Linked DNA regions of Homo sapiens: region 2 is linked to region 1. The links are chromatin contacts, found by Hi-C or POLR2A ChIA-PET in ENCODE. All regions are on one chromosome and are shown on one strand. The core of a region is the stretch at or near the end of the contact, and the rest is flanking DNA. Distances in the headings are between cores, read along the strand shown.

Evidence for each region. A loop is a pair of places that touch in the nucleus more often than their neighbours do. ChIA-PET counts read pairs that join two places held with the same protein, here RNA polymerase II (POLR2A). Pooled maps may share reads with other maps.
Region 2: a pooled map shows a loop between it and region 1 (12-fold over the local background). The contact joins the promoter of PDIA3 here to the promoter of RAD51-AS1 in region 1. A Hi-C loop is called at or near these places in 5 of 50 pooled maps. POLR2A ChIA-PET finds 5 or more read pairs at or near these places in 2 of 52 experiments (CD8-positive, alpha-beta memory T cell and naive thymus-derived CD8-positive, alpha-beta T cell).

Annotation. Positions count from the first base shown.
Region 1 is chr15:40,692,906-40,698,647 of GRCh38, reverse strand. RAD51-AS1 (RAD51 antisense RNA 1) reads left to right here and starts at 3,543. Exons shown (of 2, transcript NR_040058.1): 1 at 3,543-3,636; 2 at 3,853-4,914. It overlaps RAD51 (RAD51 recombinase), which reads right to left and starts at 3,474. Exons shown (of 10, transcript NM_002875.5): 1 at 3,223-3,474. RefSeq lists enhancers at 2,033-2,629, 2,630-3,227, 3,265-3,324, 3,795-3,944, 3,825-4,422 and 1 more.
Region 2 is chr15:43,743,725-43,749,466 of GRCh38, reverse strand. PDIA3 (protein disulfide isomerase family A member 3) reads right to left here and starts at 3,029. Exons shown (of 13, transcript NM_005313.5): 1 at 2,761-3,029. The coding sequence starts at 2,927. It also overlaps the pseudogene CATSPER2P1. RefSeq lists enhancers at 2,404-2,453, 2,464-2,513 and a silencer at 3,014-3,313.

The sequences.
Region 1 (5,742 bases), core at 2,294-4,793:
GCCATTCTCTTATTGTGCCTCTCTGTTCTCCTGCTTTATATTCCTTCAGTGTAGGGGCCAAGTTTTACTTATTTTTATATACCCCATTATACATTATAAATGTGTTTGCAGACAAATACTGCATGATCTCACTCATATGTAGAATCTAAAAAAGTTGATCTTGGCGGGGCGCGGTGGCTCATGCCTGTGATCCCAGCACTTTGGGAGGCCGAGGCGGGCAGATCACCAGGTCAGGAGATCAAGACCATCCCGGCCAACATGCGAAACCCCGTCCCTACTAAAAATACAAATATTAGCAGGGTGTGGTGGCACACGCCTGTAGTCCCAGCTACTCGGGAGGCTGAGGCAGGTAAATGGCTTCAACCCGGAAGACAGAGATCGCAGTGAGCCGAGATCGTGCCACTGTACTCCAGCCTCATGACAGAGTGAGACTGTGTCTCAAAAAAAAAAACAAAAAAAAAAAAGTTCATCTCATACAAGGAACAAATAGAACAGTGGTAACCAGAGACTGAGGAGAATGCAGCTGTTGCAGGGGGCGGCAGGAAGGAGAGAGGTTGGTCAACAGGCACAAAGTTTCAGTTAGATAGGAGGAATAAGTTCTAGGGTTCTATTTCACAGTAGGGTGACTACAGTAAACACTAATGTAATGTATACTTCAAAATAGCCAGAAGCGAGTATTTTGAATGTTCTCATCACAAAGAGAAATGACAAGTGTTTAAGTGAACTGATGGATATGCTGATTACCCTGATTTGATCATTCATTATACAATGTATATATGTATTGAAATATCATCTTGGGCCAGGTGGAGTGGCTCACGCCTGTAATCCCAGCACTTTGGGAGGCCAAGGCGGGTGGATCACCAGGTCAGGAGATCGAGACCATCCTGGCTAACATGGTGAAACCCTGTCTCTACTAAAAAATACAAAAAATTAGCTGGGCGTGGTGGCAGGCTGAGACAGGAGAATGGCGTGAACCCAGGAGGCGGAGCTTGCAGTGAGCCAAGATCGCGCCACTGCACTCCAGCCTGGGCGACAGAGTGAGACTCCGTCTCAAAAAAAAAAAAAAAAAAAAAGAAATATCATCTTGTATCTCATAAATATGTACAATCGTCTGTCAAAAACAAAGTAACACTTATTATTTTCACAACCTTGGGACAGAAAAAGATTTCTTGAAACTGGATGCATAACGCACTAGCCAAAAAGGAAAAGACTGAAAACTGAACTACATTTAAATTCAGCACTTCTACTGGGCACTGTGGCTCACGTCTGCAATCCCAGCACTTTGGGAGGCCAAGGCGGGCAGATCACCTAAGTTCAGGAGTTCAAGACCAGCCTGACCAACATGGAGAAATCCTGTCTCTATTAAAGAAAAATACAAAATTAGCTGGGCGTGGTGGCACATGCCTGTAATCCCAGCTACTCGGGAGGCTGAGGCAGGAGAATCGCTTGAACCCGGGAGGCGGAGGTTGCGGTGAGCCAAGATTGTGCCATTGCACTCCAGCCTGGGCAACAAGAGCCAAACTCTGTCTCAAAAGGAAAAATAAATAAATAAATAAATAATAAAAAAATAAATTCAGCACTTCTATTCATCAAAGGACACCACTAAGAGAGTGACAAGTCAAACCACAGTAGAGAAAACATTTAGCACAAACATAACTGAGGGCTGATAACCAGTATATAAAGAACTTCACATCAGTAAGAAAAAGATAATAGAAAAATAGGCAAGAGATTTGAACAAGCACATCACAGAAGATATCAAAATGGGCAAAAACATATGAACAGATGTCCAACATCATTATTAATCAGGAAAATTAAAATCACATTAAGACATTACTGTGTAACCAGCAGAATAGTTAAAATCAAAAAGGCTGAAAAATATCGTGTTGGCAAGCATGTGAAACAACGAAACACTCAACACTCCTGATGTATTTTTATATAAAATTCAAAAACAAGCAACATTAGTTCATCTCATTAGAAACCAGTATAGCAGTTACCACTGTAAAAAGGGGAAAATATTAAATACTACACAGGAAGGCTTCTGAGGACCATTCTATTAAGTGGTGATTACATAGGTGTATATTCATTTTGTCTTGCTCTATCGCCCAGGTTGGAGTGCAGTGGCCTGATCACAGCTCACTGCAGCTTATACCTCCCAGGCTAGATCCTCCCTTCTCAGCCTCCTGAATAGCTGGGCCTACAGGTGCACGCCACCATGCCTAGCTAATTTTTCCTATTTGTAGAGATGCGGGTCTCACTATCTTGACCAGGCTGTTCTCGAACTCTTGGGCTCAATCGTCCTCCCGCCTCCACTTCCCAAAGTGCTGGGACTACAGACGTGAGACACGACGCCCGGCCAGTATATTTTGTAATAATTCACGGAGTTGTATACAGTTGTGAATGTGAATTTTTCTACATGTATATTACATTGCGCTTTAGAAGTTAAAAACAAACAAACAAACAAAAAAACAGGGGCCAGGCGCTGTGGCTCACGGCTGTAATCCCAGCACTTTGGGAGGCAGAGGCGGGTGGATAACCTGAGGTCAGAAGTTCGAGACCAGCCTGACCAACATGGTGAAACCCCGTCTCTACTAAAAATACAAAAATCAGCCTGGCGGCGTGGTGGTGGGGGCCTGTAATCCCAGCTCCTCGGGAGGCTGAGGTAGGAGAATCGCTTGAATCCGGGAGGCGGAGGTTGCAGTGAGCCGAGATCGCGCCACTACACTCCAGCCTGGGCGGAAGAGCGAGACTCCATCTCAAAAAAAAAGTTTTAAGAAAACCAAACCTCACTTCAGATCATTCTCTAGGCATCATGTGAATGGTTTTCCGCATTAGATGATGAAAACACTGTTTTGGCAATCGGAGATTGGTACTTTCTAAGCACGGTGTAATGGAAAGACAGATCAGGAATCCGGAAGCCCTGGCTGTGATATTAAACAGCTGTGGCTACACCGCTCTGATCTCGGACTTCTCGCTCGAACCCATAAAATAGGTGTTGCCTATAAAGGCTCTAATGTTTCTCCCCTAGTTCTAAAGACTGAGGTCCACTTGTGTTTTCGCCCCAGCAGCTGAGGGTCGGTCGGGCGCGGACACGCCCTGCCACGTCCGGGTTTCACACTGCGCGCGGAGGCCCCAACTGCCGCTGAGCACTGGACCGGCCAGGACGCAGGTGGGCGAGGACGAGCCGCGGCTCTGGAGGGCCCAGCCTGCGCCTCACACACTCACCTCGGTCCGCAGCGCTCCTCTCTCCAGCAGGCCCCGCGCTCCGACTTCACCCCGCGGGCGTGGCACGCGCCCGACCCGCACGGCCCCCAACGCCCCTGGCTTACGCTCCACTTCTCTACTCGCTTGCCCCAGCCTTCTGCGCACAACCCAGATGAGTTGCAGTTCCCAGCTGCACGCCTCGGGAAGCGCCGCACTCTCCTTAGGGCTCGGTCTCTGGCCGCTGCGCGCGGTCCGCCAGCGGCTTTCAGAATTCCCGCCAAACCCTCTCGCCCAGGGTCACGCCCGCGTCGACGTAACGTATCCCCGCCTCCCGGATCCGCCTTCTCCCCGCTTCCGCCCTGCGCGCTAACCCAAGACGGGAGCTCGAGAGCTTGATCCTGCGCGAGTTTACAGACTGCCCTCTTCCCTTTTTGCGTAAGGACTAATTCAAACTTTATGCCGGGGGCGGTGGCTCACGCGTGTAGTCCCAGCTGCTCGGGAGGCCGAGGCGAGAGTATCGTCTGAGCCTAGGAGTTCGAGGCTAACCACGGCAACGCCCCTACTCCTACCCCAGTCCCTCGCGGGTGGGGCGAGGGATTTCAGGGGGCGGTGGGGGAAGACTTAACCGAGTTGCCGTCTTCTGTTTACCAGATCGAAGACCACGACTCCCAAGAGGTAATGCGTCGGCCCGGGACTACATCTCCCGGCATGCATCGCCGGCGGGTCCGCGAGTTCTCACCATCGCAGCTGGACTATTAGCGGGGGCCCTAGCGCTCTTGTGGTTTGTTTCGGCAGTATCTGAATGTCAGCTTTTGGCACTTCTGGTCGCTCTGAGCCTCCTACTCGCATTCCTGGAGCAAGGTGCTTTCCAGGCCTCATGGAGGTGGAGGAGCTGAGGAAGCTCGAGAAGATGGATAGAAGTGGGAAATGGAGCTAGCGTACGGGAGAGGGAAATGGCTGGAATATTCGTCAATCTGTGGTGCTTTACTGGAGATTTGCAGGAGTTCAGAGGAAGGGGGCATTGAATTTCATAACCTAAACCGTATCGTGGTTTACCAGAAAGTTTTGACCCGTGATTCCGGTTTTAAAGGCTGAGTAGGGCCGGGCGCGGTGGTTCACGCCAGTAATCCCAGCAGTTTAGGAGGCCAAGGCAGGCGGATCACCTGAGGTCAGGGGTTGGAGATAAACCTGGCCAACGTGGTGAAACCTCGTCTTTAGTAAAAAATACAAAAATTAGCCAGGTTTTGTGGCACATGCCTGTAATCCTAGCTACTCGAAAGGCTGAGGCATGAGAATCGCTTGAACTCAGGAGGAGGTTGCAGCCAACCGAGATCTCGCCGCTGTACTCCAGCCTGGGCGACAGAGCGAGACTGTGTCAAAACAACACCACAAGCTAGCTGAGTAGGGATTCTTGGGCGAAGTGGAAGACATTATAAGCAAATAGGGTAGTATGGGCATGGAAACGAACTACATGATTAAAGATTAGTATTATCTGGCGAGGGAGGAAAAGTGCCAGAGCAAGTGCCGAAACTGGAAGGTTACATTTAGTTCAGGATATGAAGATCATATAAGGCCTGCACGGTGGCTCACACCTGTAATCCCAGCACTTTGGGAAGCCAAGGTGGGGGAGGATCGCTTGAGCTCAGGAGTTGGAGACCAGCCTGGGCAACATAGTGGGACCCCATATCTCAAAAAAAAAAAAAAAAAAAATAAGCTGGGCGTGGTGGCTTGTGCCTGTGGTCTCAGCTATCCCGGAGGCTGAGGTGGGAGGACTGCTTGAGCTCAGGACGTCAAGGCTGCAGTGAGCTATGATGGGCCACTGCACTCCAGCCTGGGCTACAGAGTGAGACCTTGTCTCAAAAGACAAGCGACAACAACAAAACATGTAAGGAGAGGCCAGGCGCGGTGGCTCAAGCCTGTAATCCCAGAACTTTGGGAGGCCAAGGTGGGCGGATCACGAGGTCAGGAGTTCAAGACCAGCCTGGCCAAGATGGCAAAACCCCATCTCTACTAAAACTACAAAAATTAGCCGGGCGTGGTGGTGCATGCCTGTAATCCCAGCTCTTTGGGAGGCTGAGGCAGAGAAGTGCTTGAACCCGGGAGGTGGAGGTTGCAGTGAGCGAGATCACGCCACTGCACTCCAGCCTGGGCAACAGAGCAAGACTCCGTCTCAAAAAAAAAAAAAAAGGTAAGGAGCTTTGGTCTCTAGGTACTGAAGAAATCATTGAAGTTTTTAAGAAGACAAGTCATTTGGTTAGATCTATTTTCCCTCCACTTACCAATTTATTTTTATTTTTATTTATTTATTTATTTATTTATTTTAGATGGAGTCTTGCTCTGTTGCCCAGGCTGGAGTGCAGGGACGTGGTATCAGCTCACTGCAACCCCACCTCCCAGATTCAAGCGAGTCTTCCTGCCTCAGCCTCCCAAGTAACTGGGATTACAGGCGCCTGCCACCACGCCCAGCTAATTTTTTGTATTTTTAGTAGAGACAGGGTTTCACCATGTTGGCCAGGCTGGTCTCGAACTCCTGACCTCAGG
Region 2 (5,742 bases), core at 1,780-4,279, 3.1 Mb before region 1:
AGTACTACTGAACTGTACAAAGGAATATAGCAGTCAGAAAACATTTCCAGCTGAAATGTTAATAAATAAAAATACAGAGGCCAGGCTAGGTGGCGCACGCCTGTAATCCCAGCACTTTGGGAGGCCGAGGAGGGTGGATCTCCTGAGGTCAGGAGTTCACCATCAGGCTAACATGGTGAAACCCCGTCTCTACTAAAATACAAAAATTAGCCGGGCTTGGTGGTGCGTGCCTGTAATCCCAGCTACTCAGGAGGCTGAGGCAGGAGAATCACTTGAACACGGGAGGCGGAGGTTGCAGTGAGCCCAGACCATGCCACTGCACTCCAGCCTGGGTAACAGAGCAAGACTCTGTCTCAAAAACAAAACAAAACAAAACAAAACAAAAACAAAAAAACAGGCTGGGTGCAGTGGCTCATGCCAGTAATCCCAGCATTTTGGGAGGCCAAGGTGGGCAGATCACCTGAAGTCAGGAGTTCGAGACCAGCCTGGCCAACATGGTGAAACCCTGTCTCTATTAAAAATACAAAAAAATTAGCTGGGCATTGTGGCAGGCACCTGTAATCCCAGCTACTCGGGAGGCTGAGGCAGGGGAATCACTTGAACCCAAGAGGCGGAGGTTGCAGTGAGTCAAGATAGTGCCATGGCACTCTAGCCTGGGCAACAAAGCGAGACTCCATCTCAAAAAAAAAAAAATACACAAACACACACACAAAAAAAATGTAGTGGAATGTGAAGAAATAAAGACCTCAACAGGAGACTTCTTTAACTCCAAATTGCTCATTCAGAAAACTCATCTTTCTTGCTGAAATTGTGGAGGATGACTTTTTCTTTTAAACCAATTAAAAGCAGACACCACAGCAGAGATCCACCCAATTCTTGGGACAGTCAGTGCCTGATGGGATATGTAGTTTTTAGGGTAGCACGTGTAACAATTTAAAGTAGGAAACACCCCCTTCAATTCAAATAAAAAATTCTGGTTTTTTTTTTTGAGACAGAGTTTCGCTCTTGTTGCCCAGGCTGGAGTGCAATGGCAGGATCGTGGCTCACTGCAGCCTCTGCTTCCTGGGTTCAAGCTATTCTCCTGCCTCAGCTTCCTGAGTAGCTGGGATTACAGGCATGTGCCACTATGCCCGGCTAATTTCGTATTTTTAGTAGAGACGGGGGTTTCTCCATGATGGTCAGACTGGTCTTGAACTCCCGACCTCAGGTGATCCGCCTGCCTCGGCCTCCCAAAGTGCTGGGATTACAGGCGGGAGCCACCATGCCCAGCCCCAAAATTCCTTTTTTAAACTAATATTCTAGTGGCCCACTATTCTCCAACAATTCCTACTTTAAATTGTTGCATGACCCCTGTAGTAAAAAGCATCACTCAGATCTGACAAACTTAGTGACACCCCCAGTTTTTACAAATTATTGACACCCCCTCAAAGCTAACAGCATGATTATATAATTGGGAAGAGTTGTTCCTAAGAGAGAACATGAGTTCCAGAGATGTATAAGAACTATCTATATGTGTAATCTGTACTGCCAGTTAGCCCCAGAAATGCCCTGGACACAAAATCTGTCCAAGCTGCAAACAAAATTTGCCATCTCTAGCACATCATTCTGATTCAGGTGGTCTTTACTACAGGACTTTTTTCGTGTAACCCTTAGCAAGTTGTTTGAGGCTAAGAAGGGAAGACCTGAGTCTGAAGCAAATAAAAGTTATACACAACTTTTACTGACATTTTTGAACACGGATAGTATTAAACCAAGGGTCACTGTGCCAGGAGGGGAAAAATTAAGTACTGTAATTATATATATTGAATTATATATAGAGAGCTATCCCCAGGATAAAGGAATCACTGTTTACTCTGGTAATGATCTGGAGGTTTAAAAACACACACACACACAAATAAAAAAAAAAAACAAACACTCAAGTTGACTGGGCCAGAAATCTTATTTGCTCTTCCTTCTCCCCAACAGTTTTTTATTTCGAGTTAGTTCTATCTAAGGAATTTACACCCTTGATCACTTAAGTCACCCTAAAGTGGAGTATGTAATCAATATTGGTTATTTTCTCATTGGAGTCTTTTTTGACATTTTAAAGAAATGCTATTTAAAACAGACAATATGGACAGATTCTGATGGAATTATTCTTGTTCACGTACTCCTTTCGTTTGGACAGAGGTATCTGCCGGTACTGAGATGTAAGTGATCAGCTGAAGGGAGAAACTGTACACCATGTGACGGACAAATTACCTGCCTCAAGAAAGCACTTACGACCATTCTGCAGCCACTCAGTGACCTTGGCTAGAAACCAATGGCTGTGCGGCGTGAGGTAAGATGAAAGGAAATACCCTAGGGATCCAGGACTTCTGCATTTGGTGAAACGTCCGCTTCCACTACAAGGCTTTGGGATGCCTAGTCTGTAGACTGGAGGAGCATTAATACTGACTCACGCAGAAAAGATATAGCTACATATTGGACTGGGGGAAGGGGTGGCAAAACCCTCTGCAAATAGGAAGTGCCACAAGAGCACCGAGATAAGGATGAGGCCCTGCGTGAGCGCAGCCTTCGGGTTTTCCTTGGGCCGATCAGCACCGACTCCCCCGCTCTCGGCGAGGCGCCTCCAGCTCCCGGGAATGAGAAATGTGCCCGCCGCAGCAGGGGCCCACAGGAATGAAGGGCCCCGGCGCTGCGTAGGCCCAACAGTTCCCCGCGCTCTCGCCCCCGGCCCAGCCCCGCCTTTCTTCCCCCGCCTCGGCAGAATGGACTCACCAGGGGGCGAAGAACTCGACGAGCATGAGGCCCGCAGAGCCCGTGTCGGAGATGCGACTCTCGAAGTTGTCGTCCGTGAGTTCTAGCACGTCGGAGGCAGCGGCGAGGCGGGCCGCGGCAAGAAGCAGCGCCACACCCGGGAACAGCGCTAGGCGGCGGAGGCGCATGGCGGCGAGGTGGGGTGGGGACGGCCGGAAGGGTCGCGGCTCGGCTGGGACTGCGGAGGTCGGGCGCGCGACCACTAACCCGCTGCTTGCGCTCGCGCGTCTGGCCCAGGCGGACCTGCAGCCGGAGGTCCCAACCCCCAAACCCGGCTTGGGCCGCTGTGTGGCAGCCGCTGATTGGCTGCGCGTCGCCTTCGTCGGGCGGGCGGGACCAACTCGTTACCGCCGAGTGGCCGGAGCGCGGGGCGGGGCCGAGGCGGCGAGTGTCTGGGCGAGCGTGGCTGGGCCCGGTCCTGGGCTGGGGGCAGGGGCTAGGGCCGGGTCCCGGGGTGAGCCGAAACCTGGGGGTCGGGCGGGGCGGGAAATGGGGCGCAGTGAGGCTGGGAGCCGGCCCTGAGCTCGTCCTGCGTAGGGGTAGCCGGGCTCAGGGGGCGCCTGAGCTGGAGGTGGAAGCGTGAAGTCAGGACTGAGTGGGCGAAGAGAACCTGGGCTGAGGTGAGGCCCAGAAGCGAGAATGGAGGAGAGAAGGAGCTAGCCCCCGAAGGAGTGTTGGAGTGGACACACTTGGGACGGGACCCATTTTCAAAATGTCAGGCTTTGGCATTTTGTCCAATTTCTCTTCACTTGGTTTCTCTTGCGTGGGCAGGCCAAGCCCTCCCCCAACTCCACCTCATTGCCCGATTCTCTCAGGCCCAGGTGGGACCCAGGTTCTTCTTTGTCCAGCCCCGGGCCCCTGCCCTTGTGGCTGCTCCTTTTTTATTGAGTTTCTTGTTTTGTTTTGTTTTGTTTTGTCTGAGATGCCGTCTTGCTCTGTCCCCCACGCTGGAGTGCAGTGGCGCGATCTCCGCTCACTGCAAGCTCTGCCTCCCGGGTTCACGCCATTCTCCTGCCTCAGCTTCCCGAGTAGCTGGGCCTACAGGCGCCCGCCACCACGCCCGGCTAATTTTTTGTATTTTTAGTAGAGACCGGGTTTCACCGTGTTAGCCAGGATGGTCTCTATCTCCTGACCTCGTGATCCGCTCGCCTCGGCATTCCAAAGTGCTGGAATTACAGGCGTGAGCCACCACGCCCGGACTTTTTTTTTTTTTTTTTTTTTTTTTAATGAGCTTTTAATTGGTAGTGCCGTCACAAAGTGAAGATGCCTGGCCACTTGGTCGACTGCTCAATGTCTTTACCACTCTTAGCCCCTTTTGTTTCAAAAAACCCTGAGTCTTAGTAGAATGTTTGTTCTGCCCAACTGCTCCTAGTTCGTAGATGTGGGTACATTAAGGAATCTTAAGGGCAAAGAGGGTGGGGAGGAGGGGACAGAAAACCTGTAATCCTTGGTGCAGCTCCAAGAATGAAATGACACTTGATGCTTACATTTTCTTAGCAGACATGGCCGCTTACCAACAAGAAGGGCAGATGCAGCTTCCCCGAGCTGATGCCATTCGTTCACGTCTCATCGATACTTTCTCTCTCATCGAGCATTTGCAAGGCTTGAGCCAAGCTGTGCTGCGACACACTATCAGGAGTTACTTGGTCAGCAGCCTATTTCTTCACTAATTTAAATTTAAGACTCCTATCCACATCCTCTACATTTAAGAGTGGAAAATTCTGGGGAGGCCGGTTTAGTTGCTGGTTTACCAAACTTGATAAATCAAGGGCTTGTAAATAAAACTAAGGAGATAGAATCCACGTCTTTCACTTTTAGGCCTAGGATAGCCACTAGCCGTGGATGATACGGAACAGTTTCTGTCAAAGACTCTTAAAACTTTGAGAGTGAACCTGCTGCTTTTGTGGGCATGGACAGTGTTGGTCATAAGCAATACATTTGCTCTCACTCCAAACAGAATTCTTAGTTGCTGTGAGAAGAGAAGGACCAGCAGTAAGCCATTAGGGGGACCCATTATCTGAACAGTATCCCTGCCCCCAACCCTACCTGGTCTATTTTGTTTGTATTTATCCACTACCCCTTTTCAATTTTTGTTGTAGATCCTTCCCGCCAGAAGAAACTTATGTTGGGAGATCAACACCAGCTAGTGGGCGTCTCTATAAAGCCTCAACGTATAGAACAGATTTCACATGCCCAGAGGCTGTTGAGCAGGCTTCATGTGCGCTGCAGTCAGAGGCCACCTCTTTCTTTGTGGGCCGGATGGGTCCTTGAGTGTATCCTTTCATGTCACTCATTTTTATCCTGGCTGTTGATCATCTGCCTAATGACTTATTTTTTGCTTCCCAAACTCCATTGTCTCATTCTCACTGCTTATGTTATTGCTCTTATTATTTCAGCTGCATAAATCAGAAAGAACTCCACTCTGTATGTTTCCTTAAGAGACAACAGGTCCTCTCTTCAAAAACTTCATCATCTTCCTGATCTTTTTGAATACGATCGTACTGATGGTTGAAATACGTGAGAACTGACATTGTATGAAAGAGGAAGTGAGGCCAGGCGCGGCGGCTCACACGTGTAATCCTAGCACTGTGGGAGGCCGAGGCAGGCGGATTGCCAAAGCTCAGGAGTTCAAGACCAGCCTGGGCAACATGGTGAAACCCTGTTTCTACTAAAAAATACAAAAAATTAGCTGGGCGTGGTGGCATGGCCTGTAGTCCCAGCTACTCGGGAGGCTGAGGCAGGAGAATCGCTTGAACCCAGGAGGCGTAGGTTTCAGTGAGCTGAGATTGTGCCACTGCATTTCAGCCTGGGCGACAGAGTACAACTCTGTCTCAAAAAAAAAAAAAAAAGAAAAAGAAAAAGAGGAAGTGGGTAGGAGTAATTTTTTTTTTCTAAATTGATCATTTTACATTTTTGAATGTCATTTGAAATGTGACATTTATA